6 separate regions of the Homo sapiens genome follow, and all the other regions are linked to region 3. Evidence: chromatin loops called from intact Hi-C (ENCODE). Cell type or tissue: GM12878. All regions are shown on one strand. Links, peaks and the distances in the headings refer to the core of each region. The heading gives the core; the rest is flanking DNA.

Region 1 (4,919 bases), core at 652-4,651, 200 kb after region 3:
TCTGTGTCTGTTTTGTCTTTGTAGCTCACGGCATTGGAAGACATCATAAACATTAATGGAGAGCGGGATGCCAGAATAAGTTGATCCAAATGATGCAGGAATATTTAGCAGCAAGGAGAAAGGAATTCACATTTCTCAGTACCCACTATGTGCCATACTTTGTGATAAGATGGTTTCCCTCCAATATATCCTCATTGTCAGCAATGTCGGGAAACAGGAATCATTTCCCCTTCTACAGGTGATAAAACTGAAGCAAGAAACATACAGGCTAACATCAGCTGAGCTGAGATTTGAACTCCACTCTTTTTGACCCTGGAGCTGATGAATGCTGCTTCTAGAGGTTGAGTATCCCTTATCCGAAATCCTTGGAACCAGGAGATTTTTGGATTTGGGAATATTTGCATATACATAATGAGATATCTTGGAGATGGGACCCAAGTCTAAATACAAAATTATTTTGTTGTATATACACCTTGTACACATAGACTGAAGATAATTTTATACAATATTTTAAATAATTTTGTGCGTGAAACAAAGTTGTGACTATGTCTTGACTGTAAGACATCTTGCATGCAACCCATCATATGAGGTCAGGTGCAGAATTTTCCATTTGTGGTGTCATGTTAGTGCTCAAAAATTTTCGGATTTTGGAGCACTTCAGACTTTCGTTTTCCAGACGGGGGATGCTCAACCTGTCTTAGAACCTGTGGTCTCCCATCATGCCTCCCTTCCCCATTCCCTTGCTCCACTGGGGTCTGAGGTGGGAAAGCAAAAGGAGTTGCAGGTAACCCTCACTTTTCACACCAGGCAATCTCTCCCCACAATCTGTCACATTCCTGAAGAACAAGGAAGCAGAGCACTCCACTGAAGAAATTCTGTTAAAATCTATCCCCAACGTATAAGCATCCATCTTTGTCCCAGTCTGGGTCTAACATGAACAAAGTGCTTAAACAATTCAGTAGAGGAGAAAGGGAACTTGGAGCAGCTCTGTCACCCTGAAGTGACACTGCCATGCTGCATTTCCTGTCTGTAATATCTCTTCAGAGCAATTGTTTTCTTCTGTGAGGACACTTCAGAGATTCACAGAGACAGATGCTCTTGTGACTGACCATAGCAAGTATCAAAAGGCCTGGGTGGAATTACGAAGCATTTCTCGTGCACTGCGTATTGGGAAGTGCTTCACAGCTGTGTGGCAGATGTGAGTGGACAGAGGGGCAAGGGAACTGCCCCAAAGGAGGTGGCAGAGGAAGCAACAAGCCAGGGATTGGCTGGCCGGTCCCAGCACAGCAACTGCAGCAGCAGCTTGCTAAGTTTCACAGGTGAAGCCAAAGGCTGGGGGGAATGGAAAACAAATATCACTCCATTAAATTAAGGTCTGAGGAAAACATGATGAGGAAAGTCAATAGTGAATCAAAACATTGAAAAGCCACTAACTTTGACTTTCCATGTGCGTGTGCAAGTTCACGTGTGCATGTGTGTCTGCATGTCCAAGTTCTACACTGATTCAAGAAATAATTATAGAGGGCCTGCCATAGGATGGTGAGCAAAACAGTCTTGGCCTCTGTCCTGATGGAGCATGCAGTATCACAGACTCTATATGTTCTATTTCTAGGCCTTGTATTTTGAGGATATATGCCAGTGGAATGAGAATGGCTCTGTGACCTTGTTTAAGTCCCACCACTGTCTCAGGCAGGGTTTTCCAAAGTGTAGTCCTTATACTATTATGTGGTGAAGATGCTTAATTGTTTTGTAATTATTTAATGTGCGTAGGTATCACATCAAACCCAGTATTTTCAAGGATTTTTATAGCTTAAGACAAGGCTTGTTATAGGCAAGGTGGATCAATTCAAAAAATATATGCTAACAAAATAATAGTGGAGGTGGTACAAAGAAACAGCAAAGGTAGTGAGATGGCTTCACTGGTGTTTGTGAATCACCAAGATAATGCACGTGGAAATAAAAATCAGTGTGGTCCATAGAAATACAAGGGGTTCTAATTACCCCTCAGTGAGCACTTGCTCTCTCACTCACCCCAGCAATGACATATTAAGCAAAGCACTGCCCTGACTGCATATGCTCTTGCCGACAACTTGGCCAGCATTCAGAAGACACTAAGTGTGCTCTGGGAACTTCAGAAGGCACTAACATTCCATGGAGAACTTCACAAAGAGTGAGACCTAGTCCCTGGCCTAAAGAGAGTATAATTTAGTAGGAAAGAGAAGACAAACACACAAATAACTGTAAAATGGGATAAGCCCCAAAGTGGAGGTACAAAGTCCCATAGAAGAGGCTCAATGATAAGTCACGCCTGCCGGGTAAGGTCAAGAAAGACTTCATGGAGATTTGAGATGGCATCTGAGATAAGCCAGGAAAGACGGTAGAATTTCAACAACCAAAAAAGTGGGGAGAGGGATGGGAGGCATTCCAGAGAAGGAGAAATGCTTGAGCAATGGTACAGAGACCAGGAAGTTATATGAGGGCAGAAAGTCCCTGCTGTCTATTTAGCTGGGATATAGAATGCAAGTCAGTTAGATGATTAGGTGGGGTTATAACATAACTAGCCTTAAATAGTGGACTGAGAATTTTCCACTTAATTTAATGCAAATGGCAGGGGAGGGGGCAGGCAATGGAGAGCTGAAAACAGGACTGGAGATGCGCTGGAGGGAAGTAACCCTGGAAATGGGTGAAGTACGGGTTACTGTCACCCCAGCTCTGGTTCTTGTTATTCCCTAGGAGAAGCATAATAGAAGTGTGAATTTAGGGTAGCCAAATGATGACTTTGCAGAGGGAATCTTTAGGACTTGTGACTTGATTAAAAGCAGGGAGATGGATAGGGAACGTCCAAGGATAACTAGATAACTAGAGCTCTCCTGTTCCTCTGACTCATGTGTGCTGAAACTGTAGAGTCAAACAAACACTTGTAAGTGGCGTGATGTAAATCCCTTAGGGGCCCATGCCTGCCTCAAGAGAAGAACGTGTGGTCAGGAAAAACGACCGGGGGAAGTGAAAACGACACAAGACCCAGAGGATAACCCTTATTTTATTCACACATGCAAATTTAGGCACAGCAAAAAGCAAAACGAAGTATACCAAATGTCAAGGGTTAATTATTAATCATTTCTATATTAAATTATGAGTTTTTCAGTAAGACACTTTTTGATAAGAAACTTGAATTACGTTCATAACCATCAAAATAAAGAAAATAAAAGAGACAGATTTTCTTTGGTGGTGGGAGAACATTAAGTATTGTGGAAGCCTGAAAAATGGTCCCCAAAAGAATCTGGTCCTAATCCTTAGAACTTGTGAGTATTATCTTACTTGGAAAAAGGGTTGTTTTAAGATAAGGATCTTGAGTTGGGAAGATTGTCCTGAGTTATTCAGGTAGGCTGTAAATGCCATCACAGGCAACCTTTTTACATGGATATTTGACACAGAGTGGAGGAGACACCCATAGGAGAAGGCTATGTGAAGACATAGCATCGAGACACTTGAAGATATTGGCCTTCAAATGGCACAGCCACAAGCAAAGGAATGCCAGCAGCCACCAGGAAAAAGCAAAGAATGGATTCTCACCTAAAGTCTCCAGAGGGACTGTAGAGTATCCTGCCAACACCTTGATTTTGACTCTGTGAAACTGATGTCAGGCTTCTGGCCTCCAGAACTGTGAGAGAAGAAATTTCTGTTGTTTTAAACCTTCGAATTTGTGGTAATGTGTTAGAGCAGCCACAGGAAACTCATATTCTAAACTAGCAACTATGAAATGAGAATTTCTAGTGTTCAGCTAAGATACCACCGCAGAAGCAGCTGGATAATATCAGATGAGCCGAAAACTTCTCTTACCCCATTTCCTTATCCATAAAATTAGCAAATAATACCTGTCTTGCAGAGTTAATTTTAAAGTTATACAAGTAAATACACTTTGAAAGTGACAAGTACTAGAAAAATGTAGGGAATTATCCTACAAGTCTGGGTATCCCCACCACCCAAGGCACATGAATGATGCACAATAAAATATACAATTGGTTAGAAATAGAACAAAGTGTTGAAAGTGCTTCAAAGCTCGAAATGTAGGGCATGAGGAATGAAGGAAATTCAGTTCAGGAATAAAATATTTATTCAGCATCACTAATAAGCCAGGCACTCTGCCAGAACCCAAAGGTATAAAGAGGAACAAATGATAATTCCTGCCCTGTGGATGGCTTATAGTCTAGGGTAGCATTTTTACAGTGTGTTCACAGACCACTAAGCTCTCAAATTTCTATTTAAAGATGCCAAAGGACCCAAGATCAAGTGCTATATTCTAATATCTACCCTCTCCATTTCCTACCCCCTCCCACAACCACACTTTCTGTAGACTCACAATGTGTTAGTTAATTTAAGGCATTGAGTCCTGTTGTTAATAAGCTGACTTGCCCTTAATTATCACAGGCTTTTCCAAATTTCCTTGACATGCACTAACCATTTAACCTTGGGGAAAAGAATGGAATAACATTCTTGCCTGCCTGTTGTAGCTGTCATCATATTTAAATGTAATAAAACATGGAAAGTGTTTAATAATTATGGTGCTCTAGGCAAAATAGCAGTCCTTCAAAAATGCCCATGCCCTAATCTCCAGAACCTGTGAATATGTTACCTGACATTGTAAAGCAACCTTGTAGGTGTGATTAAAGTTACAAGCTCTGAGAAGAGAAAATTACTCTGGATTATCTGGGTGGGCCCAGCTTAATCATATGAACCCTTAAAAGTGGAGAATGTTTTCCAGCTAAGGTCAGAGAAAGAGACTTGACAAAGGAAGAAGGGTCATAGGGATGTGATACCGCTAGCTTTAGAGATGAAGGAAGAGGACCACAGCCAAGAAATGTGGGTAGCCTCTGAACACAATACAAGGCAAGGACACGGGCTCTCTCCTTGAGCCTCTA
Region 2 (4,919 bases), core at 139-4,138, 210 kb after region 3:
ACCCTATGAAAATTGCAATACCTGCCAGCCAAACATTCCCCATCCTCCCTTCACTTTAATTTCCGCCATAGTAATTTCATCTTCTCACATGCTGCATATTTAACTGTTTTGTTTACTTTCTTTCCTCCATTGGAATATAAGCTCTATCAGGGCTTTTCATGAAGGACATGCAAGTAGATGCTTGATAAATATTTGTTGGATAAATAAATCAGTGCATATACCAATCTGAAGTCACAAAATCAATATGAGCATCACCTTCCACTAAAGACATATCCTTTCAGTTATCGATGAAAAATGAAGTTGAAAACACAATAATCAGCCTGTCATTGAACAATGCAGCTGCAGCTAAGATCAAGTTCTTGACTGACTTTGCCGAGCCCAACCAATTCAAAGGAAGAATAAAAACATGGTCAAGGGACCCAAGACCCAGCTCTTATCCCCTACTCAGAGAAAACCCAGAGAGAACCAGCCTTCTGATGTCTTGTCCTTCCTGGTTTTGACCAACCTCTAAAAACCATAAGAACAGTTTGTCTCAGTATTTCAGTACTTCCGCTTCCAGGCCCAGGAAAGAGCAGGAAGTGCAGGGGCGTGTGAAAATCAAGAAAAAAGAAGAATTAAACCCGCTACACATGAAGCGCTCAAAGACTTCCTCTGTAACCTGTTGCAGCACACGAGTTTCAATGTGCTTTCACTGAGAGCCCAGGGGGACTGTGCTGTCCCCAGAATTTCGCACCATGCCCCACACTCTCAATGAACACTTGTTGCCTAAAAAAAAAAAATTAAATTTTAAGACCTTCAGTTTCTCTATTTGTATAAAGTGATTATAAAACCTACCTTATGGAGCTGTCTGATGATCACATATGAAATCGCATATGTTAAGTGCTTATGCAGCGTCTGGCACATGATCAGCATTAATTTTATGTGAACTGCCATTTTGATGGCAGTGGTGGCGATCTGATGGTGGAGGAGGTTTAGTTAGCGCTGGGTAGATTGTAACATATACCTATCCTTAATGATTTGTTCAACCTGGAATTTTGGACGGAGCCTGGGCCTGAGGAGTTGAACCTTAGAGTGATCCATTTCTCTTGGAAAAGTCCTGTTCAGTTTGAGCAAGAAACTCTGGAAAGGGGAAGGATGTATTTTAATCCCAGCTACCAGGGTGACAGGCAGCAGAACTGAAACAGCATGACTAAGCACAGACCATCTCCTTTCATTACATGGGGGGCTGAGGTCTTTCCTCTCTACTGCCAGGGACTGGAGAAAGGAAAGATACCCAGTTTAATTGCATCTGATAAACGGATAGTAAAGTCCAAGAGTAGACAATTGGAATATTTCCCCAGCCTTTTTCCTGTTAGGTTCTCAAAGCTAGAAAAAAAATGCTGAATGTCTTTTCCCTAACTTCATATCGCCATATGAAGCCCAGCTAAGTTTCCCTTGAAGTTCACTAGCCCATTTCCTCTGTAGGTCTACAGGGGCCACCTGCCAATGTGCAGGGATTAAATGAAGAAATAAAGACCTAAGGCCTTTCTAGAAGCTAAAAACCCTAGGACTCCCTAAACACTTTGGAGTTGCAGCTCCCATTGGTTAAGAGGTATGGATCGCATAGTTTCAAGCTGAGCCATGCTTTTCGGAATACTCTGCTTTTTCTCATCTTTTTCCACTATAGTAATACTATAAATGAGATCTCTTCCAGAAATAAAGGCAGAAAGCCCCAAGCTCGATGCTAAAGATGTTTGTGACAGAGTTCTGCAAGAATAGGATATTTGCAGTCTCGTCTGCGATAATCATTTCAGAAGTGGCTGCTGATACTGGTAGGTATGCAGTCAGCAATTGTGGTGGAAACGGGGAATGTCTGCTCAAAGAGACAGAATGTGCAATGACTCAAATGATTTCCAGCAATTGTCAATACTATTTGATGTTAGTCATTTATGCTACCTTTTTCTTATTTATAGATTCCTAGCTTTAAATTAACCTCCCTGATATATGGAAGTAATTTGGTCAGTAATAAGTTCCTTTGTTTTGGGTTTTTTGTTGTTTTTTTTTTTTAGGACTATGTGGCAGAGGAGACTCCTGACTTTCACTTCTCTAAATAACCAACAACTCCTCACTGTCCCTGTGTAAAGCTATCATGGCTGTGGGGAAGGAGAGACACTTCAAGGACAGCTCAGAGCAAAGTACCAGTTTAAAATCTTCTCACGAGAAGAGCAGCATCCTTCACTCATTTGTCCTTTCACTGAGGGTGCACTACATGTACTCACTGTGCTAGATATTGGGAATACAGGGCTGAGTGAGACATGGGCAGACTCCCTGAGAGGTAACACTCAGACTACATCTCAAAGGATAACTAGATATCCGCCAATCAAGATGGAGCAGCAGGCCAGGTATACAGGCTCAGCATCACTTTGGGCGTTGCTTTATCTTAAAAAGCTGCCTGAACCACTTAAAGGGACCCACTGCTGCCTTCAAAAGAGTACAGTGATATGCATCTTCCTGAGGTCTTTCTAAGCCACTTCTGGAGCTAGATATATGTTTCTCAGATGTCTCTGAAACAAGGTTTCCAGGCAACTACATCTGAGGCCATTGGTGCTGCAATATGACTGAAAGGAAAGAGGGTGTGTACTTCAACAGCCTTGCTGTAAGCAAGGTGGCTTCATCCCCTCCCCCCACCTGAAATTGAGAAACACAGAAGTGACCACAGTCCTAGGCCACTGTGTGCAAAAATGGGAAATGTCACTCATCAGGTCCTCTCCCACGTTTAACCAGAATCATCAGCCTATAGATTCGGGAACTGAGTGGCTTGACCATTTTGCACGTAAGCCATATGCAATTGGTCCAAAGGAGACCAGTGAGCAACAATTCAATTTAGAGTTCACTGAACTCTCTGGTTTGGGAAGGAAATTGCTAGTAATCAATTGCAGCAAGCATACAGGCTCAGGGCCAGGAAGAGAAAAATCACTTTAATGGGCAAAGCAGATGTTGCTAAATTCATTGCAAAAGTGAGATGGGCACAGAGCCAGGCCTTGCATGAGAGATGCTGATCTGTTCTCCTGAATGAACAAAACAGAGACATTTCAAAAAGGGGGGTTTCTATGAAAGAAGCCAGAGGTCTGTGTCCCTGTTAGAGTAAATAAAAGAAAATGCACCCAGGTGTTCAGGTCCCCCATACCACCACAGGACTTAAAGTTGTTAACATCTTACGAGGATTTTTAAACAAATCCAGAATACTAGCAAAAACTGCCTGGGGAGTCTTCATTCGGTTCTAAGGAGAGTATGTGGTAGAGTAGAGAGAACACGGGCTTTGGCATCAGATCTGTTTCTTCCATGAATTAGTTGCTTCCACCACCAAGAAGTTGTATGACTTGGGCAAAGTTCTTAACACCTCTCAGTCTCAGTTTCCTCCACTGTAAAATGGGCCTAATGTCATTTACCTTATTAGAGCAGTTGTGAGGACTAGTGATAATGTCTGTAAAGTATGGTAGAGAAATGCACTTAAGCAATAACATGTTTTCAGAACCATGAAAAGACTAGTGACACTAGGATGTGGGGAGAATTGGTTAATGACAGGGCAGGGTGGGGTGGGATGGGGAGAATTTCTGGCCCAATATTGACCAGCTTTGGCACGTGCTCTTGGTGAAGGATTACTTCACAGGTCACATGTTTCTTTGCATGCTTAGGCTGATAAAACATCTCTCAAGAATATAAGAGCTCAGCAAGTGTAGGAGCATAGCCCAAGAAAGGTCACTGTGTGTACTTAGAACATTTTCATGGAGTAGCTTCAAATGCAAGCCTCCTAAAAGAGAGTTGATTCTGATTCCCCAAATCTGAAATGTTCTTTACTTACCTAATTCCCACTCATCCTTCAAGGCCCAACCAGAGTCCCTCCTCTGAGAATCATCCCAAATTCCTCTGGAGCTCACCATCTCTACCTACTCACATATTGCCCAGTTTATATCAGCTGCCTTCAATCCTTCCTGGAACAAGACATTAATCCCATTCAGTAAAAACTTTAAATGCTACTTACTCAATTCTTTGGCCTGTCATAGTAAAGTGTCATACACTGATCATCACCTGAATCATGTGGTTCTACCCCAAATACTTAGCAACTTCCTAGAGTTTAGATATTGAACTTGCACTAATTAAAATCTCTAAATCAGAAGGCAGAGAGAGCTGAGGGCTCTGACACTTGACTAGTTGTGTGAGCTTGGGCCAAGTTTCATGGCCTTCTCAAGCCTTAGTTCTCTCATCTGTATACTGGAGATAATAATAGCACCTTCCTCCTAGGACTTGTGTGAGACTTTCGTGAGCTCGGTCCTGCAAAGTGCTCAGCACTACATTGTTAGCTGAGTAGTAACAGTCACTTTCCTGAAAGCTTCTTCACCCAGAGGGGCTAGCCCATGCCTGTGCACAAAGAATGTCAAATTACATTCACACCCCCTGAGATTTCCAAGCTACAGGCCATTTTCACAGTGGCCACTCTCCAGAAAGCTAAGTCCTGCTGAAAGTATGTTTCCAAGTTGCCATCACCTTTAGAATATTTCTGATAAGCAAGCAAAACTGCCTGTGGCCTTTGGCAGTGAATTTCTGGGGGCTGGTAAGAGGAGGATGTTTACCAGAGCACAAAGGCCAGGTCATAAGCAGAGAATATTTTGGCCCAGACAGATCCCAGAGAAGGCATTTTTGCCAAGCACAGACTCCATTCTCAGGTCCTGAAGTCAGCATTAGACACTAAACAAACCTTCCCGGGTTCACATTTGTTTACTTTTGGCCAAATGCAACTTCCTGTTTGAAAGGAAAAGGGCAGTAAAGCTTTCTATAGCCTTCTTGGACATAAAGGCTCTACTTGAAACAATTGATTTGCTAAGGATAAATGAATCAAACGTACACAATGGGGATCTCCCCTCCCCTCAAAATGTTCATGT
Region 3 (4,919 bases), core at 379-4,378:
ATAGATCAAAACAGTGGAATTTAATGCAGTCATTTTAAAATGTGGGTTTAAAGCAAATTTTTCTATCTGGGATATTTTTTGTGATATAATGTTAAGAGAAAACCCACAATATGTAATGCTAAGTCAAGAATACAGGATGCTTGTCATTTCTAAAAAACATCAAGTGAGTATAACATGCATTTATGTGTGTACATATATTAAGACCAAAAGAAATATTCAATGTCTTCAAGGTGGTGGGATTTTAAAAAATTTTCATTTCTTTCTTTATATTTTTTCTGTATTTTCACAATGAGCAGTCAGGCAGCCAATTGGCCTTGTGTTGAGGTGCTCCAGAGGGCAGAACCAAGACTAGCAGCAGTAGGAAAGTGATTGAAGCTAATATCAGTAAGAAATTTCCAATAAGCAGAGCTTTTCAATGTGGAGCAGACCTCTGGGAGTTTCTTTCTGCCAGCCCAAAATGTTTCCAGCAGAGGCTGGGTGACCACCATCCACAGTGATCCACAGTGGGGAGAGGTCACAAGAACAGTGCATCCCAACCCTGGCTGGGCCACAGCATCACCCGAGGGAGGATAGAATGCAGATTCCTGGGCCATGAACCCTATCTACCTGGATTGAAACTCCAGGGCTGGGGTCTAGGGATATGTATTTGCCTTAAACTTCCCCAAGGAATTCTAAAGCAGCGAGACAAAGTTTCTACACCTGAGAATCCCTAGATTAGAGACTTTCAAGGCAGCTTCCAACTTGGAGATTCAAAGCAATTTTGCAATTCAAAGGTCTAGAGACTATTTGAGTATCTATCTTAAAAAAACGAAGACAACAGTATAGATGCAAAGGGAGGCACGGCTGGGGTTGAAGGATGGAATCATTTGAAGATCAATACTTTTTCATTCATTTATTTATTCAACCACCAATGACCAAGAGCCTGTGCTGTACCAAGTTCTTCATGTAAAGCACTTGGGATATGTTAGGGATCAAAACCGTTTCCTGCCCTCATAATGGTCACATTTAGGTCAGGTTAACATAAAACGTAGATTCTTGGGCCCAGGAATGACTGAATTAGAATCCCTGGAGAGGGACCCAAGAATCCATATTCTATAAATGTTCCCAAGGTGCTGCCTGTATACACTAATGCAATGTTGTTTTTCAAAATATGGGCTTTGACTCATAAGTGGTTTGTTATAGTAATTTAGTGAGTCAAGAAGCTTTTTTAAAAAATTAAAATAACAGAAAAAAGAACAGGAAAAGGAAAGGAAAATTAGAATGCTGACACATGGAAACAGTAACTTGTTTCATAAAGCTTCTGTTTCTGTGCCCTGGGCCACAATGTAAACTGGGTTTCAGATGGAAAACCATTGCTAGAAAATATGATATATAAAATACATCACTGCTCTAGTCCTCTCTAACCCCTGCACGCAACAGTTCTGTTTTAGTCCAAATCTGGAGGTGAGATGCTGGGGCACACTGACCACCTTGAGGAGGGACAGGCTGTTCTGGGAATTTGACTCACTGGGAATATCCCTGCTATAATGCCACTTCCTTTTTCTTTTGGATTGAGCCTAGGGCTGCACTCTTGCACAGATGGTAAAGTCTCCAGCACATGTTGCATCATTTTCTCTGGTAGACATGACAGAGCACTGCACACTATCTGTCCTGGCCTTCGTGGCAGAGTTAGAGCCGCATACAGAAACGAACTCCTGGGACCCATTGCTTCCATTTGCTAGGCTGCTTTTTAGGGGAACAAGAGAGCAGGTCTTATACAACCAATTTTCCAGGCCAAGTCCTGGGTATTTGATTTGGGCCCTTCATATCAGGTCAAAACCATATGCAACCCATACTTGGCAACCAAGATGAAAGATACCAATTGTTTTAAATAAAAATGAAACCGGACGGGGTGAACAAACCCACATAAGACAAGCTGAAAAGTCCTCCCAGGCTCTCTGAGAACCCAAGAGCCTGCTGTGCTGAGCAGACCAGGGATGTTCCTGTGGTTTACTTGTTTGCTGTCACGGAAGTTTTGCTGTCACTAAGAAGAAAAATCCAAAGGCTAATTCAGCATAAATGGTCCCCTTGGCTGCACTGAGGGCAGTCACAGGTGAGTCATAAACAGTGTTGAAAAGTAGAGATCCACCCTAGAGGCCTGAGACATGCTGCTTTTATCTCCAGCTCAGAGCAAGAAAAATGTCTCAGAAGGAACTGAAAATGGAATTACTCAAACTGAAAACTGCTGTCCTCACCAGGAGGATTCCTTTCCTGACCCAAGTCTGGGAAGTGCCACTGGTAAACCCCCAGAAATGAATTTGCTCATCAGTGAAGGACAGAGCTAGATATTCTCAGATGTACCCAGTGACATTTTCGCAGCATTAGAAGCCAAGCCTCCTTCACCTCAAACCAAATCACTGAAATGCTTGATTCTGTGCAGCTGTGGTAGAAATGCCCTGTATCAAAGGCAGGCTCCAGTACCACAAGCCAAAGATAAATAACAGAGGAAATGATCAAGACCATGACCTCTTGATGACCCCCTGGAGCTAAATCTTTGCTAGACCTCAGAATATCAAACAGGCCACCAGCCCGCCAAGAGCAGTTCATGAACAGTGTGGAAGCCACCTCAGCCTGCGAGAGCCTGGCTCTCTAGAAACTTGAGACATCCCAAAGGAATTTCTTGTTTTATCCTCCCAAACAGGGGTTTGTTAATTCTTTCTTCAAGTGAAGAAACCCTTTCCAAATAAACGTACCCAGAAAAGGTATTTTCCATTTACTTGGAAGTTGGGGTTGTATGTATCTCTTGTCCGGTGGTGAACTATTAGTATTTTGAAAAGTGTGTTCTCCCACCAACTAGCAAAAAAAATGAAACAGAAATACAAGGGCCTTCTCCTACTGGAGATTTTGATTATAGATTCAAACAGGCAAACATTATGGAGTGTTTACTATTGGACAAGTATTGAGCTAAGTTCTCAGAGGATCCTGAGTGGAACCAGACTCAAGTTGCTCACAGAGGGAAACAGTGGGCAGCTGAAACTTAGGTTTCTTTCTCAAATCAGTGTCATAGCACCTGAAGGAAACTCTGGGCCACCACTTCGAGTTTAGGAACCCCTGAGGCACAAGACAGCAACTGAGGCTGAAGGGACCCAGTATCTAACAAGCAAGACTTGTCCCCTAAATTGCCTTTGGAGTGCCTGGCCTGAAGACTGAGGCAAGCCAGCTAAATCCTCAGAATAAAAGATGTGGAGAGCAGCCAGGAGACACCACCTGATGCTCAAGGAGAAGGAGATCTTGACTGCACTTGACCGCACTAGGAGTGCAAATAGGTCTAATTTGCGTCTCTTAGCTGCAAGACTCACCGTGGAGTACAAAGGTCGATCAACGGAGATTATAGGTAGAAATAAGTGTCATTGTTTCGTTTACTCCTCTCTCCTCTTGTCAAAGAGGGCCTCAAAGTTTAGAAGACTCATGTTCCCGGCTGGCTTAAAGAAATGACTCTTCTTCTCAGGGCTTTGTCAGAAATATGAAGGGTTTGGTTAGACAAGTGGATTTCAAACTGCACTATAAGCTGGGCGTGGTCACGCACGCCTGGAGTCCCAGCTACTCGGGAGGCTGAGAGAGGAGAACCACTTGAACCCAGGAGGCGGAGGTTATAATGAGACAAGATCTTGCCACTGCACTCCAGCCTGGGCAACAGAGCGAGACTCTGTCTCAAAAAATAATAATAATGATAAAACAAAATAACAAACTGTGCTATAGTCATAGAAGTTATATTCAAATAAAACCTTCTATTGTTGTGTACATAAATCAAGTCCAAAGAAGAGCAGCACTACAAGTTAAAGAAGGAACACATTGTATTCCTCTAAGGCCCCCTCAAAGCAGTGTAAGCCATGGATAAAGGAGACTTCTCAGGCCCCTGTTGCCCAATTCTGAAACCCTTTTTTAAAATGCCCCTCAGACATCCATGACTTCTGTCTTTGGCCTGTTGTGGGGCAGTCACCCAAATAATGGATCAAGACCTTGTAAACCCAGAGCCTCCTGTTTCAGCAGGAGTCAGTTAGGCCAGGCCCTAGTTTGATGATGGGTAAGAATGACGGCTCAGACCTGCCTAATATAGCTGTCACTTTGGTTTTTCTGCCAAAGCATCAAGCAAGCAGTGAAAAAACATGAAATTAGGGAGGGAGGACTAATAAAATAGTTTCATGCATAGGACCTCAGCTTAGTATACTAGCCCTATTTACATATAGACAACCTATTCTCAGGAATCTCATTGTAAATACTCCTTGATTCAGAGAAGTATCAGTTCATATCCACTCCCTGTGAATGCCAAACCAGGGCCCTGTGTATGAAAATATTTTATTCAATCTCATGGTTGTCAAATATGTTTAAAAGTGGCCAAAGAAGTCTGAAAGATTTGATGCACCTGCATTTTGCATTATATTGCTTTCTCCCCAAAGAGGATATGTCTCTTTGAGTTTCACTGATCTTTATTATAGATTCCAGCAATTTTCTGACTCTAGTGAACATTTGTTGATTGTCCCCCTAACATCAGGGCTTAACAGCCTTTCTTTCCAGAGGTTTTATTTGAGTAGGCTTCCTTTCACTACCCTCAGTCCGTGTGGCCTGGGGTGGGGCAAGCCACCATGTGCTGGAGTGGTCAGAACCCCTAAGCCTGAGTTAGTCAGTGCTTCATGTTGTATTGGCCACACCAACTGGTTCAGAGGTAAAATAAACTTGAAATAAATTCATTCTGTCAGACTGGGACTCAGAACATTGCAAGAGTTTCCCACTGGACTTGAAGCAAAAGATCTGAGCCAAAGCTGCTGGTAGCCATGCCACTCTGTGGGGCAAGTCTAGAGCTGCCAGGGTCCCCATAGGAAGGTCAAGAATAAAGTTAACACAGAGGATGGGAGAGCCAAGAGATGGAGATAAACTGAGAC
Region 4 (4,919 bases), core at 460-4,459, 150 kb after region 3:
AATCATAGCTCAAGAGATAAACCAGTCTGGGCCTCTGAGATGCACAATGGCAGCCATGCTTGGCTAGCCAGATGCGTTCGAGTTTTGCTGATGGAGGATCTGACCACTTGGCTCGGATCATGGAATTTTTCAACCTTCTGGTCCCAGCTCTTGGCTAACTATTATGCCCTCGGAAGGCCCTTCCAGCCTGGTCCTTCTCCAAGGGTAAGTGAGCTGATTACTTACATACAACTCCTCTCTTGGACTCTGAGGCTTGGAGGGTGTTGAGCATTTTATCTTGAATCTCTTACTTTATGAAATCCTCTAGGATATATAAAACAGGAAAATGGAAAGGGAGAATGAGTGTTGAAGAAAAATGAAAGAAAGGAGGAGAAAACAAATGTTCTCCCTGACTCTGCTTCACCTCTTCAGGTGAAGGAGGAGGAAGGGTGCTGTCAAAGTTGCACCAGAGCCAGTTCTGAGAGGGAAGCACTTTGGGGAAGTAGCAGCCTGCACAGCTCAGGGGAGCTGCTGACTCCTGGAGGAGGTGGCCCCTGCCAACGCAGACCCAGCCTTAGCTGGACACAGAAAGGGCAGGATCTTTGGCTCCTGTGGTATCAGAAAGAGGTGACAGACACATGCCTGGAGCAGATTAACCTCAGGCAAAATGGAGAGAGAGGCAGAGCTGAAGTGGGATTACAGACCTCCTCTGCTCTGGTCTTTACCTCAGTTTCCTCTTAGCTGTGGGAAAAAAAAAAACAACCCTCGTGTGTAATTTGAACATTTCTATTCATTGGGTGGTGACTAAGGCTCAGCAGCCCTGAGCCTCTTCCAGCCTCAATTGCTGTCTCTCCTCAAGTTCTCTTTCCCTCCCCACCTGCCTCGCGATGCACAGGTTCCTTCCTTTCTCCTTTCTTTCCTCAGTCCTCTTGCTGCTGTCTCCACTTTCTCCTGCCTCAGACTCTTTCATTCAAACCCTTCTTTCCTGTTCACCCTCCTTCCTGCTCCCCCTCCTTCCTGTTCCCCTCTCCTTCTTGTTCCCCCTCCTTCCTGTTTTCCCCTCCTTCCTGCTCCCCCGCCTTCCTGCTTCCCTTTCCTTCTTGTTCCCCCTCCTTCTGCTCCCCCTCGTTCCTGCTTCCCCCTCGTTCCTGCTTCCCTCCTCGCTCCTGCTTCCCCCCTCGTTCCTGCTTCCCCCTCGTTCCTGCTTCCCCCCTCCTTCCTGCTTCCCCCATCCTTCCTGCTTCCCCCTCCTTCCCGCTTCCCCCCTCCTTCCCGCTTCCCCCCTCCTTCCTGCTTCCCCCTCCTTCCTCGCTCCTGTCCCCTTCTCTCTCAGTTCCCCTCCTCCTCTGTCCTTTTGCTGTCCTAGTCTACCTTTCCTGTTCTTGTCCTACCGCTTCAAGATGCCCTGGTGGGGACTTTCTGATTTCTCTGTTTCTGGCTTCTAGAACTTTGAAGGTAATTAAAATCATATTCGTATATGTATCTGTCAAAAGTCCCCAATATTGGTGGGGAAAGAATTAGGCAGGGGAAATGGTGATTCATGTTTAAATAAGTAAAATAAGTATAATAAAACCACTTTATAGTAAATTTTCTAAGATTGCAGACTACTTTTTATATTTCTTGTGGTTTCCATAGAGCCTAGCATTGTGCCTAACACATAAAAAATGCTCAATAAGTATTTGTTGAATGAGTGCCTCAACCAATGAATGTATGAATATGGAAACAAAATGTGGTTTATTTCATTTAAGCACATATAGCCACAGTGTCAATTGAGCCAGAAAGCAGGGATGTATGTCTTTAAAGAATCTTGGAAATCCTTGATGGAATGTACCTATTCACTTATAATTAGCATAAGTATTATTAAAATGTTGCCCTCTTCAATGGGCTAACATTTTCCTTGTTTACATTACTAATTTTCTTGGCAAGCCTTCTTTCACAAATACAGGTCAATCCCAGCTACAAGTTCTGTACACAAAGCCGCTGACTCTGCTGGTGTCCCGTGTTGACACTGGATTACTTTACCCATCTCCTCTGCACCTAACTGGTTCATCTGCAGGATTCATCTAACTCATCCTTTCACAAATGTTTCTCTTATGCTTCTTTGTGCTAATCTTTATGCTGAGTACTTCACATATATCATCTCATTTAATTCATACAACCTCTGAGGAAGGCATATTATTATCCTTACTTTTCAGATGAGGAGCCTGAAGCTAAAATTGATCAAGTATCTTCACCAGTTTTCCCAGTTTGCCTACCACAAAAGTAGTTCCTGGCATGCAGGCCTTGTGGTTTTCAAACGAGGACGGTCCCAGGCAAGCTGTCCCAGTTTGACTGGGACCGGGGAATTTCCCAAGACATGGGACTTTCAGTGCTAAAGCTGGGAATGCCCTAATGCACACTGGAAGAGTTGCTCACCCTACTCTAGTCATGTGCCCAGGGCCATTAGAGTCAGGATTCAAAACTATGTCATCTGATTTCAAGGATCTACTTTTAAATAGCCTGCCCTGCCCAGCCGACCACTAGTCCTACATTTCTAGCTGCTTCAGAGACATCCCACAGTTACCTCACACCCCAAATACCACCCTCTAAAACATCTCTCTTCCCTTTAAGCAAACTGTGCTACTCTGTTAAGTAACATCTAAAGGTATCCTTATAATCACTTCCAAATTTCTCAAATCCTTCCCTCCTTTGCTTTTCCCTTTACTAGCACCCTGGTCCAGGTCTTCAGCGCCTGAATTCCCACAACCAAATTGTTTCTCTGCCTCCAAGTGTCCACCCTGCACATCATCCTCAGATTTATTCCTTAAGAGGGTAGACATGAAAGAGAATTCACAGTCCAGCCTTGTATCTGACATGTTAAAAAGCTAAGGCAAAGAGAATTCAATAGCGCCTCCAAAGCTGCATCAGGGCAGAGCCCAGTATAGCACCCACATCATCCTCACCCACAGGCCCGTGTACTTTCCAAAGCACCTACCCTTGCCTCTCCTGTGTTTCCCTTTGGCCACAGAGCAAGTCCAAATTCTGCATCTGAAAACATTTCAGCCTCCTGGTCCTACCTACAATTCTACCAAGTACCCTCTCTGCTCTGCTAAGTTTGTCTGGCCTTTGCAGCTGCAAACCTCTGGACCACCTCTGCATCTTCTCTTCTGTTTTTGCCCACCTACTTTCCCTCCATCACTGAGGAGGTTTTTAGTGAGCACCTATTATGGACAAAGCCTCTCTCTAGTGAAAACACAGAAGAAGACACAGTCCCCAAAACAAACAGCTTTCACTCTGGCTCAGGTTTCACTTCCTCATGACCCCTCCCCCAACCCCTTTCCTCATAACTTTCCAGAATACACATTTTCGGTACCAAGACTTTTGGCATTTAAGCTATTGAATCCAATTTTTTATCTGTTCCATGTAGGTGGGTCTCAATTTCTTAATAAGACTGTCAGGTCTTGGATATAGTGATACTGGAGAGCCTTTCTTCCTGCTCCCCACAAGACATCTGACCTTGTGATGGGTGTATAATCACTGCTTGACAATTTCTTGTTGAGCTGAATTAAATTGGTCACAACAGATTCTCTACTACAAACCATCCTATGCAACATTTTTTTTCTCTGATTCCAGTGTACATAGCAGTCATTCTGCCAAAGAAAAACTTGACTGCATATTCTTTTCATTGCAGTCTAGAAGGGCAAGAGCTGACATCAAATTGACCCACTTACATTTCTTTTTCCACTACTAGGGAGGAACCCACCTCCTTCCGTGCTCTTCCTCCTCCCCCAGACATCTCAAAGAACCTAATCACCATCTTCTGAATCCTCCCTGTCACCTTCCGCCCCCTCAGCCAAATGCACATACCACCTCAAATACTGAACCGCAACTCAGATTTTTAAAGTTCAAGAATGAAGAAGAAGAACCAATTGACTCATTTTTCCTTGATTCAAAGTGCTGTGGGTTTTCTAAAGCAGCCCCGACACCCCTTATGTGGGCCTATTTCTGCAGCCAGGGCAGACCAAGGGGCTCCTACTTCCCTAGCCAGATTGAACAATGAACCATAAATTACACAGCCTTGATGTGTGACCTTGGGCAAATAAGTCGCTTCACTGCTCTGGGCTTAGGATTCCTCAGCTACAAAGGGAGGCGCTTCTCTGTGGGCTGTCTGAGGACCCCTCCACTGGCACATTCTATGACTCTGATTTCTTTCTCACTCCTAGATTCCCTCCACAGAGCAACCTGCTCCAAGAACAACTCCAGGCCCAGTAAATCTTCCCTTGCCAACACAGCTCTACCGCTGCCAGTGCAAAAGGTGGAAAGATGATTTCTTTTCTTTGTTTTGTTTTGTTTTTAATAAGTTTCATGCTGAGAAAAGCTCATGAAAACTGCTAGTTCACCCAGGATGGAAAGACACCCCCAGTAGAAGGGCAAACAGAGCTCAGGGGCTCTTAGTTGCCCTATGGAGGCAAAGTGACTCTAAAAGCTTTGTCAGTTTGATTTCAGTGGCTCATAGGATTCTTTGAGCCATTTGCCCTCTCAAAATAGACAGTAAGTAGACAATGAGTAGGTCCTCAGAAAAGCCACTCCTAGTTTTGGTATTTTGTGGATTCTTTATTTGGATGACACACAGGGCATCAGTTCCTATTGGCCTTTTCTTGAATAACTTGCTTACAAAGGAGAAGGAAATGCTGCTTAAACCACAATTGCCTTCCATGGAGAGCAGCTCTTCATAAATAAGAAACCCTTTGAATCTGCTGCGTACCTTGATGAGTTTGGATATGCAAAATGGACCCAGAGCAAGATGTGGAAAGAAAGGCAGGGAAGAGTTGAATTGCTCCGCATAACTAAAAAGAAAAATTGGAATTTGTCAGGAGAACCCAGGAAGGATGAGGATGAGAAAAAAGAGAGAAGGCTGGAGAGAAGAACCAGCAATTTGAATGAGGCTGAGGCTCTATGTG
Region 5 (4,919 bases), core at 376-4,375, 160 kb after region 3:
CATCCAAATCTACCATTCCCTAACAACTGTCTTTACTTTTCCTCCTCTGTAACTGTTCATGCTCTTCCTTCTTCTTGGATAATGGACATTATTTTCATCCCAAATAAGGACAACCAAAAACTGAGAAGACAGAAGAAATTTTTTATTGATGTATAATTTCACATACCATAAAATCCACCTGTAGTTTTTAGTATATTCACAAGTTTGAGCAGCCATCACCATTATCTAATTCCAGAATATTTTCATCACCCCAAAAAGAAGCTCTGTACCCATTAGCTATTGTTCCCAACTCCTCTCCTCCCCCAGCTCCTGACAACCACTAATCTACTTTTTGTCTCTATGGATTTACCTATTCTAGATATTTAATTTAAATGGGATTATATAATATGTTGCCATTTATGTCTGGCTTTTTTCACTTAGCATGATATTTTCAAGGCTCACCCATGTTGTAGCATGTATCAGTACTTCATTCCTCTTTATGGCTAAATAATATTCCATATGTGTTGATATGCCACATTTTATTTATTCATTCATCAATTAGTGGACATTTAGGTTGTTTCTATTTCTGGTTATTATGAATGATGCTGCTATAAATATTTGCATATAATTATTTGTGTAAACATGTGTTTTCAATTATCTTGGTTATATACCTAAAAACAAAATTTCTGGGTCATAGGTAACTCTATATTTAACTTTTTGAAAAACTGCCAAATTGTTTTTCTAAAGTAGCTGTACCATTTTTACCTCTCTACCTGCAATGTAAGAGGATTTCAGTTTCTCTACATCCTTGCCAACACATGATATTATCTGATGATGATGATGATCATGATGACAATTGCCATTCTAGTGAATGTGAAGTAGTATCTCATTGTGGTTTTCATTTGTATTTTTCTGATGGCTAATGATGTTGAGCATATTTTCATGTGCTTATTGGCCTGTTTTATATTTTGTTTGGATACATGTTTATTCAAATCCTTTGCCTATTTTTAACTGTATTTTTTTATTGTTGAATTGTAAAAGTTCTTTACATATTCTAGATTCTTATCAGACATATAATTTATAAATATTTTCTACCATTCTATGGGTTGTCTGTTTGCTTTCTTGATAGTGTCCCTGAAACACAAAAGTTGAATTTTTGATGACGTTCAGTTTATTCTTTGGTTGCTTGGGCTTCAGGTGCCATATCTAAGAAATCATTGGCCAAACTAAGGTCACAAAAATTATGTCTTTGAGGATGTTGCCTTCTAAGAGTTTTATAGTTTTAGCTATTACAGTTAGGTCTTTGACCAATTTTATGTTAACTTTTGTATTTAGTGAGAGTCAGAGGGTCCAGATGGATACTTTTGCATGTGGATATCCACTTATCTCACCACACTTGTGGAAAGATTATTCTTTCCCCATTGAATATCTTGGAAAGAAGAAACATTTTTAAGACAATCTTGACCAAACAGTCTGGCCCTGATTAAAAAAAATAATAATAAAACAGCCACCACAGTCTGAGGTATGACAGTCAAGACTGCAGAGATTGGCTGGAATATTTTGTTCCTACCTACGATGTGAAAATTCCATGAGAAGCATCTCAGCCCACCTCTCCTATATATATATTAGTAGGTTTTAACCTTGTTTAGAGTAACTTATCCAATGAGATTGTGGGCTTTTTAATATACATAGTAATATTCTGCTTAAAATGTTAAAAAGTTCACAGACACCCTCAAACAAAAATCCTATCCACAGATCTTTGGTTAAGAATCCCTGCTCTACTCTCCTTCCCACAGAGTTCTACCATTGCCAAGGCTGAAGCGACACCCCTCAGTGCAGCTGACTCACTTTGTGTTCTATTTATTTGTTTGTGTGTAGCCCTGATCTCTCCTTTAAGCTCCACAGTGCCACCTAACTCCTAGATATGTGTACCTTGTGCCCAGGCATCTCCAGCTCAACACATTCAGCTCATCATCTTCCCTCCCCCCACCCAGCTCATACCCCCACTTCCCTTTTTCTGGTCACAGTGCTGTTCTTCCCATCACGCAGGCTCAAATCTCAAAGTCATCTTCACTTCTTCTTCCTCTCACCACCCCTCCCCCAACAGCTAATTCAGTCTCCAGGTTTATATAGTTGTTCCTTTAGCCTAACCACCTGTCAGTACCCTGCCTAGTCCAAGCTCCTATTCTGAGGCCTGGGCTGATGCAACAGATGTCTCTGGCCTTGCTCATTTCTTGCCTTTGGGTTCTATACTTTCTAATTTATTTGAGTGCCAGACTTAACAGGTGAAAGGATAGTTCTGAGCATTTCCCTCTCTGGCTCAGAAAATCTTAATGGCTTGTCGTGGTCCTCTAAATGCAGTGCAAACCCAACTGGTCAGAAGTCCAAGAGCTTCCATTCTCTGACTGCAGCCAACCACCTGGCTTCATCTCCCGACTCTCCCCAGACTCCATGTCCCAGCCAGTAGTGGCACCAGTGACATTATTTGCACCATCATGCCACTTACCTTCACTCACTGCCCTGCCACCATTCTTGGCAAGCTAACCCTGCTGTGCCTTCAAGCCCAGCCCACTGTGATTGCCTCTATGAGGACTTTCCTGATTGCTGCAGGAGGACTCACTCATCTCTCATAGTAATTTACTTATTTTTATGTGACTTTTGCCATTATTGTGCATCTGACACCTCTCTTAGCACACAGCAAAATGCCTTGAGCAAAATGCTTCCTTAATGAATATTGGTCACATTCAGCAGTGATTCTCATAAGGGAATGTGAATCAGAATCACTTGGGGAACTTTTCAAAATACCCCACTTTGGGACCCAGACCTCAATATTTGAAAAGTTTCCACTGATGATTCTGATGTGCATCACTAATTTGACTACTTGTCAAATTAACAAATGATGGTAAAAAATATACTGAACATCTACTATGGGCCAGGCACTGCATATGCATTATCTCATTTAATCCTCACAGAAACTCTGGGGTGGGGTGGGGGAGGTGGTATTATTATTTGTCCATTCTTCAGATGACGAAACTTGCGCTTAAAGAAACTAAATGCTTTGCCTTAGGTGGGTCATGTATAAATAAATGAAGTAAGTGAAATGAAGGTCTCTAAAGGTCACTTACAATCTATTTGAGAAATTTAACAGTAATTTCCCAAGAAAATCTATGTTCAGATTTAATAATTTTGAGCTGGTTTCTCATTTTCTTAGCTTTGTGACCTTAGACAAATTACTTGCCCTATCTGAGCATGTTTCCTCTTCTGCGGAATGAGCATTATACCTACTATTATTGTAAGGTAGAAGGAAGGATTCAGTGAGTTACAATATGTAAAGTACTAAGTGCCTACACACAGTAAACGCTCAATAGGTTAAGCTATAACTATCATTATAACTATTTTTATTCCAAAATATGCACCAACCCAAGGTATTTCTTCTTAGCTGCAGTCAGCAATGGGGGCTGAGGGTCAGGAGGACTTAAGTAGGTCACTCGCAAGGCTGACTCTCAGTGTTCAGAGCCGGTCTTATAGGTGGGGCAGAATTAATAAATAGATTTTTACTGAGGATTTCTAGGTGTCAGGCATTGGATAAAGAGGTGAATAGAGATAGGGTCCCTACCCTCAGAGAGATTACAATTTTTTGATACTGAGACAAGGGCCACTCCACCCATGGGGGAGTTTGCCCATTGGCTTGGAGGCCTGTAGGTTCTTGGGGAACCACCTGTGTCAAGACTGTTTCCCTCTGAACTTAGGAGTGTCCCATTTCCACTGCGTAACATTCCCCTCCAAGACAGCAAGGGCAGCAAGAAACACAGAGAGACTTTGGGGTTTCATTACTTCTACCACTGCCTGGAATCTCGTAGCTTTCAAACTTCCCTTTGACATTAACCAAACATGGTCTAGTTCTGCTTTCTCTCCTTCCTAAATGCACTCTAGGGTGGGGAAAGGGGGTGATCTTAAATGACTGCAATGTGTTCTTCTGCAGCAAGAACACAGGCATATGAAATATTTCAGTTATTGCAGCCTGCATTGGACTACAAGTGTTATTTTAACTCTTGAAATTGCACAGCGTTTTTTGGATTAGCAGTGTTCTTTCACATACACCCAGTGAGGTAGACATTATTACTCTCTGTATAGAAATTAAGAAACTGAGTCTCAAAGAGTTTTTGTAACTTACCCAATGCCACAGCTAATGAACCTATTTGACATGAAACTTTTGGGGAGGTTCTTTTAAAGGGAAAAGAGTGTGGGTGGAGGTTGAAAAGGGAATCTTTTGCCTCCCCTCTTTTTCCCATTTCTTGCCTAAAATTCAGACATTATGGCTATCGTGCAAGCAGCACCATATTGTGACTTTAAACTTGAAAGCAATGCAAAAAGCATGGCAAACCTCCCTTTTTGAAAAACGAATGAAGGCTAGGCCGCTGATGCCTTCTTGCAACACCAGACCAGCCCTGAACAGAGTACATTTGGCTTTTTTTTTTTAATGTGTTTAAGATACTATAGGTGAGCCTCTATTTCTAGTAGCTATAAGCACTTCTTAGCTGCTACACAGGATAATCTACAATTGCATAAAACTGTTAACAATCACCAATAGGGACATGATTTAGCAAATAATGTCACATCATTATTAACTGTCCCTGAGAGCCACTCATTCTCCATTTCTAAGAGGGACCTATATTATCCCCTCCTACATAAACCATTAAAGGAATAATTATTAAAAAAGTAGATGCACATTCTCAGGTCCATGATATACCTAATGGAATACGCTCTATGATTAAAATAATGAAAAAAGTCTGTATGAGAAGGAAAACAATAAAATCTAATATATAAAAATAAAACAGAAATTTAAGCTGGCAGAGTCATGATTTTTTTATTCTATTTTCAAAATTATCTTTAATATTGTTGCTTTATCCTTCAAATTAAAGTATTAAAGAATTTTTAAA
Region 6 (4,919 bases), core at 310-4,309, 180 kb after region 3:
TAAGCCTGGGTGATAAAGAACAAAACCAGGAAGTTCATGATCAACGTGAGAAATGTGTTGAAAGAAGAATTTTAAGACGTTAAAGATTGGCTGCATAGTGGAAGGAAGGCAAATTCCAAGGTGCTTTGGGCTCAGGGCCTGTGTAATTGGCTAACTGAGACAGCAGTGAGGACAATATTATCAAGAGCAAGTGTGAGAGTGAGGAAAAGAAGGTATAACAAGTCCAGCTTTGAGCACTTGAGGTGATGGGAAAGCAGCCACGTGCAACTGTCCCGTCCTCATATGAAAAAAAGGGTCTAGGAGCAAACCAAGATAACTGGAGGGTCCTCTTGAAGGAGACATTGTGATTCCCCAGCCTCAAAAGCATTTGTCTTATACTTGTTTTTCTTAGACAGCATTCTAAAACTATGTTAAGCTCTACATATAGTATTTTTTGAAAAATTGAGATTCAGAAAACAACCTCCAAGACTCTAAGTCTGGTATCATGCTGCTATTATGTGTGGAAACTTTCCTGAGGGCTAGTGTAAGAGTCCCAAATGCAGCTGCATCAGAATCACTTGGGTGTGGAGCCCTGGGATCTGTATTTCTAGCCTGCTCTTCAAGTCATCTGATGCTCACAGGAGTTTAAGAATGGCTGGCATGGAGAAAGGGAAGCCTCTCGATATCCCATACACACTGCCTTTTGACTCACTCCTACAAGAGTTCACCTAGGGTAACTGGTTAAACATAAGAACTCTGGAGCAAGATTGCTAGGGTTCAAATCCTGGCTCTTACTCTAGCTGCTTGTGCTTGAGTATGCTATTTAATTTCCAAGTCATTTAATGGACTGTCTAATATTTCCTGATCTAAACCAGGAAAATAAAGATGGTACTCCCACATGCGTTCCTATGAGGATTTTTTGTGTTAACACATACGAAGAACAGTTTCCAAGTTGGGCACTATGGACATTTGCATGGTGTGAGTGTTTGTTGTGGAGAGCTGTCCTGAGCATTGCAGGATGTTTAGCGGCATCCCCGGCCTCTACCCACTAGAAATCTGCAGCACCCTCCCTCCCAATCATGAGAATCAAAAATGTCTCCAGATATTGCCCAATGTCCTCTGGGGGCAAAATCACCCCCTAGTTGAGAACCACTGGCACAGGACAGTGCCTGGCCTTTGGTAAGCACTGGCTGAGTGTTAGCTACAGTCTCTCCTGAGCATTTGTTAGAAGGAATGCTGAATACTTTATGTTCATTGGCTCATGAATTCTCCCAACAACCCAGTAAGGTAGGTATTCTTGTCTCCATCTCTATAAATAAAGAAACTGAGGTTCAGAGTGGCAAATACCTTGCCTAAAGTCACCCGGCTAGCAAATCGTGGGGAAGACCTCCAATCAAGGTCAGCCTGATCCTCAGTCCCCAGCTCGCACAGCACTGCTGGCACAGTGCCAGATAATCATGCTCTCCTCTCACCAAGCAGTTGTCAGGGCTGTTGCCCTTGTCACACTTTTCTCCATGGGCAAGAGAGAAATCACAGTCACAGCACCCCTGTAGCCTACCGTCATGGGAATGTACCATCCTCCTACCTTGAATCCTGAAAGTCTGCAATCTAAGGTTTCACTCTATATCGGGGATAAGCTTCAGTTCACAAAACTAACACATGCTCATCTCACTACCTGGGTTAGGGCCCTCCTATGTATGTCCATCTGGCATGGGTGGATCACCCTGAGTAGTCTTCTCTGTGCTCCTGCGAGCACCCTCTCCTGGGACTGCACCCCATGCCTCTGTTTCTACACCACAAACACAGGACAAGTCACAGAGAGGTGTGCAAGAAATGGACTATTTGTTGAAGGAGTAAATAAATGACCTCTCTGTCCCTCAGGTTTTCTGAGATGTAGGCAGAGGGTCAGCCTCACTCTTGTGTTCTGTGAGATGATGGAAAGTATTACAGGCTTCAGGGACTGATCCACCTGGCTTTTCTAAACCCAAGCAGCACATACGTGATGAAGATGGAGCACCTGAGTCCTCCAAGCAGGCATTTCAGCTGAGGTTATTGGAAGAATGCCTTGCCACGCTTGTGCTAAAAAATCAGGGAGCAACCTGAATCAATAGCAAATTCCTAAAGATGTCTTCCCCTTCTAGTGAACTACATTTCAATCTATTTCATCATTTATGAGTTAACAGCTCTGGCTTCGGTATCAGTACACTGACCCATCACTCATTAGCTATATGATTTTGGAGCCACATGTCTGCTCGCTGAGCTCCAATTCCCTCATCTGTAAAATGGGGATCAGAATAACTACATCACAGGGTGGTTCTGAAGTTTAAGTGCATCAAGATACATAAAATACTTAAAACAGTGCCTGGCATACAATGAGCACTGTTATTAATATTTGTTGTATTGTTTTTTATAATATGAAAAAAATCACTTAATTGTCACAGATGTTAAAACAGAAGTTTTGCAGAGGCACATTCCAGAAGAAGGGCTAGATAAAATGCACAGAATAAGAGTTCAATAGGCTGTAGTGGTTGTTATTCACTATCTGGACCACACTGCTATCATAAGAACATGCTAGGTATGTGCTTCACGAGATGCAAAGATAATCCACAAAGGGCAGTTGGACTGTGCAGACACAGGGAAGAAGGGAGAAGGAGGTGATTTCAGACCCAGATTTCACAAAGAGCTGAGACAGCCAGCTATAGAAAGGTGTGAGTTGCGACTCGTGACCCAATACTTCCTGCCACAATACTGAGAACTCGTTTTCAACATGTTCTGTGGGCCCAGCCACAAGGGTGTTCCCTTCCACCTCCAAGCATGACTCTGATGATGCTGCCTGGGGCTAAAACAGGTAGTTGGTGAATTCTTCCTTTCAGTTCCAGTCTCCTGAAAACTCAGGTACCAAAAGTCATGCACAGTGCATCCCCTCAGAAGCTGTGAAATAGAAACTTTCAAAAGATAAGCTCATGTTTAACCACACAACCTGTGTCATTTCATAATTCTAAGCTTTCATAACCTGCATTTCCTGGGTAGCTGGCATTATGAAAGTGCCATGTAATATGCTCAACAAAGTCATAAGGAGGAATATGCAAGGTTCTTAGGTGAATTGAATCACTCTTCAAAGACTACACAAAGCTTAATTTGGAAAGATTGCAGGAGTTGCCTTCACTTCCTTGAATTCTCACTTTAATCTCCACCTCCTACCACCTTGCCATCTATCTCTTCCCAGGCCTGATTTCACCCACCTGGCTTGGAGGTCCCTCTCCTATTTCCTAGAGCTGATTTCTCCATGAGGATACTTGGTCTCACTCATATCTTCACTGCCTGGAAAAGGAGCTTGAGTCTCCTGTTTTCTAAAAAGAAACAAGAAAAAAATACTACCCAGAAAACTTCCTCAACCCTACCGTCCCCTCAAGTGTCTCCTATTTCTCATCTTTTATTACCTCCCAGTGGGTTCACAAATGCTGACTATAAACTGGCTTCATCTAAGTCATCTGCAAAAACTCAGTTTCCTAGGCCTGTCAACTAAAGATTTGACTCATAAGGTCTGATGTGAGGTCTAGGAATTTGTAATTTTTAAAAACCCTCCAGGTGATTACAGTGTTCAAGCCAAGTTCAAAAAACCACTGGTCTATGTGTCCTCTATTTATTTCATTACCATTCACTCCAAACACCTGCTAAACTGATGCGCTCACTACTGAAATTGCTTTCTCAAGAGCCACCAAAGACTTCTAGTTGCGGTGTTCAGTGGCTTATTCTCAGTGCTCCTTCTCAGCTTCTCAGTGGCAATCCAGAAGGCAACAGTGCTCCACTTTGGCTCTCTCTCCTCCCTTTTCTGTTGGGAACCTTTTAACCCTACTACGACCACGCAAGCCAGTACGCCACATCTGCTGTGTCCACTTCCTCCTTCCACCCCCTGACGCGTGTGCACAAGCAAGATTCAGACAGTGGTTTTCTGCTGCTCCATCTTTGGAGATCTCATCCAGTCATATCATTTTACTGGGCCTTGAAACTGACTTCCAAATATGTCTCTCCAGTCACTGTGCATGACATTTGGTACCTGAGTTTTCAGGAGACTGGAACTACCAAATATGTCTTGATTTCCCTCCTGGACTAGACTCCCTTCATACATGCATTCTCATCCTTCAATTTAGCAACTCCCAAAGTCATTTCCCCCAAAACTAATGACTCTTCCAGAAATCCCCACTTCAGCTAATGACAATCATTTTGCCAATAATCTATCTTTACAAGTTTAAAATGTCTCCTGCCTTTCCTCTCTTTTCCTACTTTTTTGTGCTTTTTGATTCTTCCTTTGCAATATTTACCAGTATTACTTCTTGCACATCTCCTTTCCACCTCTAGAGCCTCTACCTGAACTGTCTTGTCTGCCTGACATTTTCTAACTCTCATCTCCACTTCTCTAAACCCTGGACTTCCTTTAAGTCCCACACCAAATTCTCCCTCTTTCATGAAGCTTTGATCTCATGTCCACTTTAGCACATAGTCATGTCTTCTTCTGCTGACCACCATGAATGTTTAACTTCTGTTCTATTCATGTAGCACTCACCACTTGCTGCCTGAAAATACTATTTCTCTATTTCTCTCACATTCTCTCCCTGCCACTGGATTATGAGTCTTTTCTTGAGGGCAAGGACTCTGTCTAATAACTTCTTAAGACCCCACATTGTAGCACTATTCTTATGTTTAATAAATATTGCTGGTCATAAAACAGAAGCCTTTTTTTGACAACTCAATACCCATAATAAGCCTAATTATTTGCACCAAAGGCAAAAGGCTAGATGACTAGCACTCAGTAGCTAGAACAGCTGATGCAGCACCCTGTTGGCACAATATGCATGAATGCTTCCCACTTTATTCCAGGCCAGTGTTTCCAGCCATCATGTCAGAGCTGAGTGGAGTGGCACTGGGTGCCAAGGCAAACA

What was found. Peaks named below come from ENCODE experiments on the same cell type or tissue, not always from the same donor. Only the 100,000 strongest peaks of a DNase experiment are listed, where the experiment ranks them.
Region 1: it touches region 3 in a loop (5-fold over the local background); 2 of 110 quality-filtered maps call a loop at or near these places.
Region 2: it touches region 3 in a loop (6-fold over the local background); 2 of 110 quality-filtered maps call a loop at or near these places.
Region 4: it touches region 3 in a loop (5-fold over the local background); 2 of 110 quality-filtered maps call a loop at or near these places.
Region 5: a loop joins it to region 3, with 5 times the contacts of the local background. A loop is called at or near these places in 4 of 110 quality-filtered maps.
Region 6: a loop joins it to region 3, with 7 times the contacts of the local background. A loop is called at or near these places in 3 of 110 quality-filtered maps.

What each region holds. Positions count from the first base shown.
Region 1 is chr10:88,068,297-88,073,215 of GRCh38, reverse strand. LOC105378415 (a long non-coding RNA gene) reads left to right here. Exons shown (of 6, transcript XR_007062225.1): 6 at 25-486. Among named protein-coding and RNA genes, the nearest start is that of PTEN, 210 kb to the right of the region's middle. In GM12878, for the core only: no CTCF peak of the experiment used is centred there; a DNase peak (open chromatin) is centred at 2,925; H3K4me3 peaks cover 677 bases; H3K27ac peaks cover 3,012 bases.
Region 2 is chr10:88,062,769-88,067,687 of GRCh38, reverse strand. No RefSeq gene overlaps it. Among named protein-coding and RNA genes, the nearest start is that of PTEN, 200 kb to the right of the region's middle. In GM12878, for the core only: no CTCF peak of the experiment used is centred there; DNase peaks (open chromatin) are centred at 1,845 and 2,627; H3K4me3 peaks cover 1,033 bases; H3K27ac peaks cover 4,000 bases.
Region 3 is chr10:88,268,639-88,273,557 of GRCh38, reverse strand. All of the region lies in intron 1 of LOC101929727 (a long non-coding RNA gene), which reads right to left. It also overlaps a transcript of RNLS not described here. Among named protein-coding and RNA genes, the nearest start is that of RNLS, 310 kb to the left of the region's middle. RefSeq lists an enhancer at 1,908-1,957. In GM12878, for the core only: no CTCF peak of the experiment used is centred there; a DNase peak (open chromatin) is centred at 2,167; H3K4me3 peaks cover 441 bases; H3K27ac peaks cover 2,933 bases.
Region 4 is chr10:88,116,368-88,121,286 of GRCh38, reverse strand. It overlaps LOC105378416 (a long non-coding RNA gene), which reads right to left and starts at 974. Exons shown (of 3, transcript XR_946178.3): 1 at 857-974; 2 at 226-303. In GM12878, for the core only: a CTCF peak has its summit at 2,887; DNase peaks (open chromatin) are centred at 2,865 and 3,794; H3K4me3 peaks cover 950 bases; H3K27ac peaks cover 2,342 bases.
Region 5 is chr10:88,105,480-88,110,398 of GRCh38, reverse strand. No RefSeq gene overlaps it. Among named protein-coding and RNA genes, the nearest start is that of PTEN, 240 kb to the right of the region's middle. In GM12878, for the core only: a CTCF peak has its summit at 1,894; a DNase peak (open chromatin) is centred at 2,038; H3K27ac peaks cover 3,206 bases.
Region 6 is chr10:88,089,681-88,094,599 of GRCh38, reverse strand. LOC105378415 (a long non-coding RNA gene) reads left to right here. Exons shown (of 6, transcript XR_007062225.1): 2 at 4,858-4,919. Among named protein-coding and RNA genes, the nearest start is that of PTEN, 230 kb to the right of the region's middle. RefSeq lists an enhancer at 2,756-2,805. In GM12878, for the core only: a CTCF peak has its summit at 2,768; a DNase peak (open chromatin) is centred at 2,839; H3K4me3 peaks cover 239 bases; H3K27ac peaks cover 2,950 bases.